Linked DNA regions of Homo sapiens: region 2 is linked to region 1. Evidence: read pairs that join two places in POLR2A ChIA-PET (ENCODE). Cell type or tissue: PC-3. All regions are shown on one strand. Each heading gives the region's core, and the rest is flanking DNA. Links, peaks and the distances in the headings are about the cores only.

Region 1 (4,399 bases), core at 136-4,135:
GTTTCCTGTGGCTAGAGGGCCTACATATTTTCAAAGCTTCTTGTATTTATTTCTTTATTTTTAGAGATGGAGTTTCACTCTTGTTGCCCAGGCTGGAGTGCAGTGGTGCGGTCTCAGCTCACTGCAACCGCTGCCTCCGGAGTTCGAGTGATTCTCCTGCCTCAGACTCCTGAGTAGCTGGGATTACAGGTGCCTGCCACTATGCCTGGCTAATTTTTATATTTTTAGAAGAGACGGGGTTTCACCATGTTGGCCAGGCTGGTCTTGAACTCCTGACCTCAGGTGATCCGCCCGCCTCGGCCTCCCAAAGTGCTAGGATTACGGGCATGAGCCACCGTGCCCAGCCCAAAAGTTGTTGTATTTAGTTATTGTGATGATGATTCTACATTTGAACAAAACAAAGATATTATAAATTTTGATAAATAAAAGGAGAATATAGAATTTATTTGGAAATATATCTCCTAATAAAAATCCATAGAGTTTTTGGGGTCTTTTTTTTTTCTTTCAGTTGTTTGATATGGATGAAGATTACTCATTGCTGGGATAAGGAGGTCAGAATTAGTCCTTTTCCTATTTTTGTGTTTTTATAGATGTTAGTACAAAGAAACCAGATGTAACTGAGTAGATGGGATAGGAGTTTTTCATAGCAGTCCCTCAGTGAGTTCTTTGGACTCTTGCCGATTTCTGTGTCACATTATTTATTCTGCCTGCATCACAGTTGCTGCTGTTAGCCTTTTCCTTTCTAGCAGGTCTCTCTTGAGTGGAAGGAGCATGCCCTACTGGGAATGGTATTGAAATATGCATAGAGGTGGGTGAAGGTGGTATGGGAGTGCTCTCAAACCATGGTCTCCTTGAGGCTTACTGGTGTGAGGGAGTGGGAGGTAGTCCCCAAGTATATCCAGGAAGATAAAAGTTGAGGGCCGGCTGGGCGTGGTGGCTCACACCTGTAATCCAGCACTTTGGGAGGCCGAGGCAGTGGATCACCTGAGGTCAGGAGTTTGGACCAGCCTGGCCAACATGGTGAAACCCTGTCTCTACTAAAAATACAAAAATTAGCTGGGTGTGGTGGCAGGCGCCTGTAATCCCAGCTACTTGGGAGGCTGAGGCAGGAGAATCACTTGAACTTGGGAGGTGGAGGTTGCAGTGAGCTGAGATCGCACCACTGCACTCTTGCCTGGGTGACAGAGCAAGACTCCGTCTGAAAAAAAAAAAAGAAGTTGAGGGTCATTGCTGGACTGCAGGGTTCCTAAGGATAGGAGCCACACCATGGCTTAGATCTGTTGGGACACCCCTACTATGACACCTAATGAAGGGGTTTGCACTATATGCCAGTAATGTCATAAGAGTAAAACAAACTATAGTGCTTCCACAGTTTTTGTGGATTCTGTATTTGCAAATTCACCTATTCACTAAAATGTATTTGCATTTTTGTTGGTGATTTTGCTGCTTAAAGTAGCCCCAAGCATAGTTCAGAAGTGTCTAGTGTTCCTAAGTGTGGAAAGGCTGTAAGGTACCTTGCAGAGAAAATTTGTAATGTTAGTTTCTTCAAGCATGAGTTGTGGTGCTGATGGCTGTGAGTTCAATATTAATGAATCAACAATATGTGTTAAATGACATGTCTTTAAACAGAAACACACATAAAGCAAAGTTCTATATTGGTGAGATGATGTGACTAGAGAGGCCTGTAGGAACCTAGTCCTGTTTCTCCCCTAGGAGCAATGGTTCAGTATTGGCTAATACGGCATTCACGGCAACTTCTGAAAACATAACTACTGCAGATGATGTGACGCGATGGGATGTCATTTGCGCCTGGATGTTACGACTTTAGGAATTTAAGAAATAATTTCAGGATAATGTCTAGGTAGGTAGGTTTTTAACTCGGAATTTCAAGGGAGTGGCAAGCATTTAATTTTTACAAGACAGTCTTTGGAAGCAGTCCCCTAACAGAGTGGCAACCATTGGAAAGTCTTCTGAGTGCATCCAAAGGAGGATTTCTAATGATGGGAAGTGCCTTTGCCGTTTAAACTTCACTGTGAGCTCACTTCTTGCTGCGTACCTAAAGTCTGAGCAGTCAAGCGAAGTGCTGAGTAAGGAGAAGAGCATCTCAGTGACTCTTTTATTATTTGACTATAGCTTATATCACCGGAAGATAAAAGACCTCAGAAGAGGAGTGCAGAGTTTGGAAGCTGCCCAAGACTCCCAATTTACATTCAGAACCGTGATTTATTCTCTGATTTCACGTAGCTTAAACTTTTTTCTTAATAGCCGCTAGCTCTACAAATTTTAATCCCTACTAAATAGTATATAAAATGTAATTGTCTTGATGTTGAGAACTTTATCTTCTGAGGGACTGAGTGTATTTTGAGATGTGACCTGATTTCTCTGGAATCCCCACTTGAGGGCTTTATGTTTTCACAGATGGAGACTTACAACTGTACCAGAGTGTGACGTAGGCCTCCAGGAAATGCGTTCTTCTGGTTTAATTCCTCTCATCCTTCAGGACAGACCTCTGGTCTAGCAGTACCTTTCCTGGGCCAGGCACAGTGGCTCGCACCTGTAAACCCAGAACTTTGGGAGGCCGAGGTGGGCAGATTGCTTGAGCCCAGGAGCTCAAGACCAACCTGTGCAATATAGCGAGGCCCCTGTCTCTACAAAACCAGAAAAACAAACAAAAAAGGAATGCCTTTTCTGTCTTTACCTTTCTCCTTTATAGATTGTTTTATAATATATAAATATATGTATTATATATATTATATATATATTTTATATATATAATATATGTATTATATATATTATATATATATTTTATATATATAATATATGTATTATATATATTATATATATATTTTATATATATATAATATATGTATTATATATATTATATATATATTTTATATATATATAATATATGTATTATATATATTATATATATATTTTATATATATATAATATATGTATTATATATATTATGTATATATTTTATATATATATAATATATGTATTATATATATTATGTATATATTTTATATATATATAATATATATAAAGCTCAAATCAGATTCCAGGCCTGATATACCTCCCCAAAGAAATTATAAAACCACCAGTTACTTTTCCTTCCCATGTATGTTGTCTCTCCTAATAGCTACTTAATCAGTCTGAGCCTCTACTTTGTTCTTGGGCCTGTGTTAGGTGCTGGGGGCACAAAAACAGCCAGTGCTGAGCCCTGGGGTCAGGGAGCACATTCCCTAGGGAGAAGGATCTGTACAACAGTGTGGAGGGGCTGGCAGATAGGGAGGCTCCCACAAGGAGCCTCAGAAGGGGGCCGTCAGGGTGCCTCAGTTTGTCTGGGAGACTCAGGGAAGGCTTCACAGAGGAGGTGAGCTGGGCCTGTGGCTTGAGGGATGGGTAGGAGTTTACCAGGTGAGCAAGAGAGAGAGGGCTTCCAAGCTGGTAGACCAGCTTTGGTCCTGAGACACAGAGGATGGATGAATGAGAAGACGGTCTGTTTTGGCATTCAGGCATGTATAGGGGAGTAGTGAGAGAGAAAGCTGAAAAGAGGCTTTGGTTGTCCGGGAATATATATATTCTCAGACTATATATATATATATATATGGACAGAATCTTGCTCTGTCACCCAGGCTGGAGTACAGTGGCGCGATCTCCGCTCATTGCAACCTCCGCCTGCCGGGTTCAAGCTATTCTCATGCCTCAGCCTCCCTAGTAGCTGGAATTACAGGTGGGTGCAACCATGCCCAGCTAATTTTTGTATATATATATATTTTTTTGAGATGGAGTCTCGCTCTGTCGCCTTGTGTTTTTAATAGAGACAGGGTTTTGCCATGTTGGCCAGGCTGGTCTCGAACTCCTGACCTCAAGTGATCTGCGTGCCTCGGCTTCCCAAAGTGCTGGGATTACAGGCACGAGCCACCGCGCCTGACTGCCATTTTTTGAGACAGCATTTCAATCTGTTGCTCAGGCTGGAGTGCAGTGATGTGATCACAGCTCACTTCAGTCTCTACCTCCCAGGCTCAATTGATCCTCCCACCTCAGCCTACTGGGTAGCTGGGACCACAGGCGGGCACCACCATGCCCAGCTAATTTTTGTTTTTTGTAGAGACAGGGTTTTGCCATGTTACTCGGGCTAGTCTCAAACTCCTGCTCTCAAGTGACCCGCCTGCCTCGGCCTCCCAAGTGGGACTTTTTATGCCACACTTAGTCATTTGGTTTTTATCCTGTCAGTGAGGAAATTAAACAGAAACATGATTAGCTTTTTTGTGTGTTTGAAAGACCACTTTGGAGCTGTCGTTAAAAAGTCTTAAGACTGGCGTTAGGGATTCCAGTTAAATTGCTCGTGGAGTCCTGGAACAGGGGAGTCAGGGAGAGGTTAGTGCCCCAAATC
Region 2 (4,399 bases), core at 334-4,333, 300 kb after region 1:
TAGGGGAGCAGGAATCGTGCAGGGACAGCTGGCCATCCCTGGCACACAACGGAAGACGGTGGAGGACGCTGCTCTTGGTGGCGAGGAAGTGAAATTTGTCTAAGCTCTGAGGTCAACCTCGAGGAGGTGAGGTTGTTGGAAACATTCCTGTCAAATCATTCTCATATTCTAGCTAAGCCCCTGTTAAATATGCCACACCTCAGAGGCTTAGAACCCTTTTAAGTTTCAGGCAAACACAGTACAGGGTGTGGGATCTGTTTCTGACACTCTTGAGAGCTACTTGAAGACGGGCTCCATCTGTGCCTCTTGAAACAAAGACACTCGATAAAGGCACACTGAACAAACAATGATGCAAAAATGCAAGTTCCTAGGAATAACAGTAGCTAACTTTTCCTATGAAAGCAGTGTGGGCCGCACCTGTGCCTAGGACTTTACATGTGTATCTCATTTCATCTCTTAAATCCCCGATACGAGGTAGGTTCAGTTATGATGATCCCAGTTTTACAAGAGAAGGAACCATGTGCACAGAGGCACATATGTTGCTTATAGCCTCGTGGCCATGAGCAGCAGAGCTGGTATTTAAGTCCAGGCCATCTGTGAGCTGGGGAGAGAGAGGTAAAGAAGATGCGTAGCACTGGGGATGAGAGGGGCACATTGTCCCATTTTGGTACTTCCTGAAGATTCCACAGTGTGCTTCCTAGGGGCAGCCCGAAGGTCATCAGGAGTGCGCATGATCTGAGATTATTGCCAGAGAGCATTGTTCCTCTCAGATTATAATGCCAGTAACTGGGACCAGTGGGGATTTTATAATCATACAGTCCCCATTACAGAGAAACTGAGGCTTAGTATGTAAAAGGGATGCCCAGTGTTACATTACAGTAGGTCAGAGTTGTTTCCAAAGAAGTTCATCTGATTGTTTTTGTTGTTTTTCCATCCAAGCCATAGCTGGTTACTATTAGGAAGATAGCTAACTAGTTGTCAAATACACCCGGGATTTTTCTGAAGTTTAACCACTTTAAAAATAAATGTGTCATTTGTCACATATTTGTATAATGAGCAGCTTTGGTCAATACCATAACCTCAGTCTCTCCAGAATTTAACACAACTGTGGTGCCATTCCTATTGGACCTACACACTCAACCACAGAATGGAGTCGGGTGAAAGATTGGGTGACTGGATTTGCCATTTCACCGAGTGCTGTGAATGGGTCTCACTCGCAGGGCTCGGAACAGAAGCCACCAGACCCACAGGCCATGGGAGTCCAGTCCCACAGCTGTCTTGGCTCCTGGTGAACTAGGTCAACTGCTAATACCTTAGTAATAGACACTGCCATTGCACAGACCAGGCAATGAGGCATAGTTAACGGCTCTGTCAAACAGCAGCAGCACCTTTCATATGTCGCCCAGATACTTTCAAGACAAATTTGAGTGGGCCGGGCGCGGTGGCTCATGCCTGTAAACCCAGCACTTTGGGAGGCCAAGGCAGGTGGGTCACCTGAGGTCAGGAGTTCGAGACCAGCCTGGCCAATGTGGTGAAACCCCGTCTTTACTGAAAATACAAAAATTAACCAGGTGTGGTGGCATGCGCCTGTAGTCCCAGCTACTCAGGAGGCTGAGACAGGAGAACTGCTTAAACCTGGGAGGCGGAGGTTGCAGTGAGCCGAGATCACGCCACTGCACTCCAGCCAGGACGACAGATCGAGACTCCGTCTCAAAAAAAAAAAAAAAAGACAAATTTGAGTTCAATAAAGGAGAAATGAAAAGCTGTCACAAAATAAGCTCTCATATTTATTCAAAGGTTTGCATTCCATAGATGAATCATGCAGGGTTGCATACTTGAGTCACTCTTCTTGGTGAGCCAAAAGTCACCCAATACTGGGAATAATTTCCCAGCTGTTTGAAACGTGTGTGTGTGTGTGTAAATGTGCAAAGGGTAAGTTATTCAAAAGACCCAATTAGTGGAGTTTATTAACTCTTACTGCAGGTGTGTCCATAGCTGTGCTATATTCATCCCTTTTTTTCCAGCTTTTTAAATATAATTTTAAGAAGAAGCCTCATTAGGGCAAGGTTAAAAAGTAGAATATTGTTTATGTAAAACCCTTGGCTGTTATCAGCATTTCATATAAATGTAGCTAATTACAGTCAGCAGGCTGCCATCATTGCTGGAATAGAAATACGACTTCATTGTAACCATGATCATTATTATCTTAGTTTTGTAGGAGACATAGAGTGAAAATGGCTAGGGACCAGTATAAATGTGGGCATGTTGAGACATTTATCTGCTATAGCTGGCCCTCCCAGATGATACCCTGTTTTCAAGAGTCTCATGTTTTCCATCTCTAAGGTGATAACATTCAAAAAGAAGAGGTTGTTTGATGTTATTGTGTTATATTTTTTAAAAAGAGGAAAAAAAAAAAGAAAGATTACCCCAAGAATGATTCATCAAGTTTTGAAACTCAAGGGAAGTGGATATTATGGATGATTGACAGTTTATAAAATGACAACTGGGAATGAAATGGGTTCTGTCAAGCTTTGTGAGTGGGGCGTGGGGTGGTGCATTGCAATCTGCGATGGCAAACATTGTGGTTTCTGTCATTCCTTTAAATGTTTGAGAACAACTATTTACTGCATCTCCCATGGAAAGTCTATTTCTTATTGTATGAGTATAATGCAAGTTAAAGATCACTTATTTTTCTTTTTGTTCTATTAAAGTGTTCCCTTGCAGCGGTGGTATTGGCAATAATATTGGTTCTAGGAACATGAAATAAAACCTGGTAAATATCATTGGGCAGAATCAAAATATAGAGGCAGTGGCTAGGCTCTCTTTCATAGTCTAGTGTTCCTTCTCTGTAGTGATCAGGGATCAGTTAAGTTAGTTGACATACACACTGCTTATTTAATGGGTTTTAGACTGTAGGTTTCTTCATGCCTGGGTCTTGACCCATCACTGGATACTGAAATCAATTTGGTGAGTTATGACTGGCTTAAAACAAAAAGAAAATAGAACAGAATAGAAAATAATAGGCTGGGCACGGTGGCTCACCCCTGTAATCCCAGCACGTTGGGAGGCTGAGGCAGGCAGATCACCTGAGGTCAGGAGTTTGAGACCATCCTGGCCAACATGGTGGAACCTCGTCTCTACTAAAAATACAAAAATTAGCTGGGCGTGATGGTGAACTCCTGTAATCCCAGCTACTCAGGAGGCTGAGGGAGGAGAATCACTTGAACCCGGGGGTCAGAGGTTGCAGTGAGCCGAGGTTGTACCACTGCACTCCAGCCTAGGTGACAAAGCGAGACTCCAGCTCAAAAAAAAGAAAAGAAAAGAAAAGAATAGAATAATAGTGTACCATGCATCATAACAATAATAAACATCTTGTTTTATGCACCTCTTATTTCACTTCCATGAACGGTGTGTTCGTATAAAGTATGCTGGTTCAGGGAGACCAGCCTGGTCCTCGATTGTGAGTATGGCTCCATGTAGACAATCCTACTCAAGGTAAATGCAACCAGAAACAAAGGACATTGCCCCTAACAAGGACTTGGGCCAGAATTCCATTGTTCGGCCTTCTTGCCAAGGGCTGAGACATGCTTTCTGTCAGTATCATTGAAGTATGATGGATGGTTCGTGCTAGTCTAAGAGGAGCAATATCTCACGTCGCTGGAGTGTCTAGGGACAAGAATGCTTTTATTAAACAGCTACCTTAACTAAAAGTGATGCTCACTGTTAACCATTGGTTTCATGATGCCAGGCAGTACTTGAACATCTTCATGGGATGTATTATAATAACTTAGCATCCCTATTTAGCACTGAGTTATACTGAATTCATTTAATCCTTATCCATTTAGATAATTACAGTGCAGTAGTCCTGCTTTATCTGAGGGGGGTGTGTCCCAAGACCCCAGTGGATGTAGAAATGGCAGATAGTAGGTGTACACTAAGGTTTTTTAATCCAATAACTGAGATGGCTTCTAAGTGACTAACTGGCAGGTAGTGTAGACAACGTTTGGATGGATGGGCTGGACAGAGGGATGATTCATATCCTGGGTGAGACAGAGTAGGATGGCACAGGATTTCATAGCTACTTGGAATGGCTCGCAATTTAAAATTGTTTATTAACTGTATTAATTGTTTATATGTGGAATTTTCCATTTAATATTTTCAGACCGCAGTTGACGGCAGGTAACTGAAACTGAGGCTAAGGGGGCTACCGTGTCGTCCTTCTGAAATTCAGTACCACAGCACAGCAGTGTAGATGGAGATAGAATGTGGAAAGGGCTGGGTGTGGTGGCTCACACCTGCAATCCCAGCACTTTGAGAGGTCAAGGCAGGAAGATCTCTTGAGCCCAGGAGTTCAAGACCAGCCTGGGCAATATAGTGAGACCTCATCTCTATAAAAAAT

What was found. ChIA-PET counts read pairs that join two places held together with the same protein. Peaks named below come from ENCODE experiments on the same cell type or tissue, not always from the same donor. Only the 100,000 strongest peaks of a DNase experiment are listed, where the experiment ranks them.
Region 2: POLR2A ChIA-PET joins it to region 1 with 11 read pairs; 3 of 35 experiments call an interaction of 5 or more read pairs at or near these places.

Annotation. Positions count from the first base shown.
Region 1 is chr10:12,398,303-12,402,701 of GRCh38, forward strand. All of the region lies in intron 1 of CAMK1D (calcium/calmodulin dependent protein kinase ID), which reads left to right. Among named protein-coding and RNA genes, the nearest start is that of CAMK1D, 51 kb to the left of the region's middle. In PC-3, for the core only: no CTCF peak of the experiment used is centred there; DNase peaks (open chromatin) are centred at 689, 2,109 and 2,429; H3K4me3 peaks cover 478 bases; H3K27ac peaks cover 2,963 bases.
Region 2 is chr10:12,702,157-12,706,555 of GRCh38, forward strand. The region is part of intron 3 of CAMK1D (calcium/calmodulin dependent protein kinase ID); the gene reads left to right. Among named protein-coding and RNA genes, the nearest start is that of MIR548Q, 21 kb to the right of the region's middle. In PC-3, for the core only: no CTCF peak of the experiment used is centred there; DNase peaks (open chromatin) are centred at 1,855, 2,545 and 4,005; H3K4me3 peaks cover 473 bases; H3K27ac peaks cover 4,000 bases.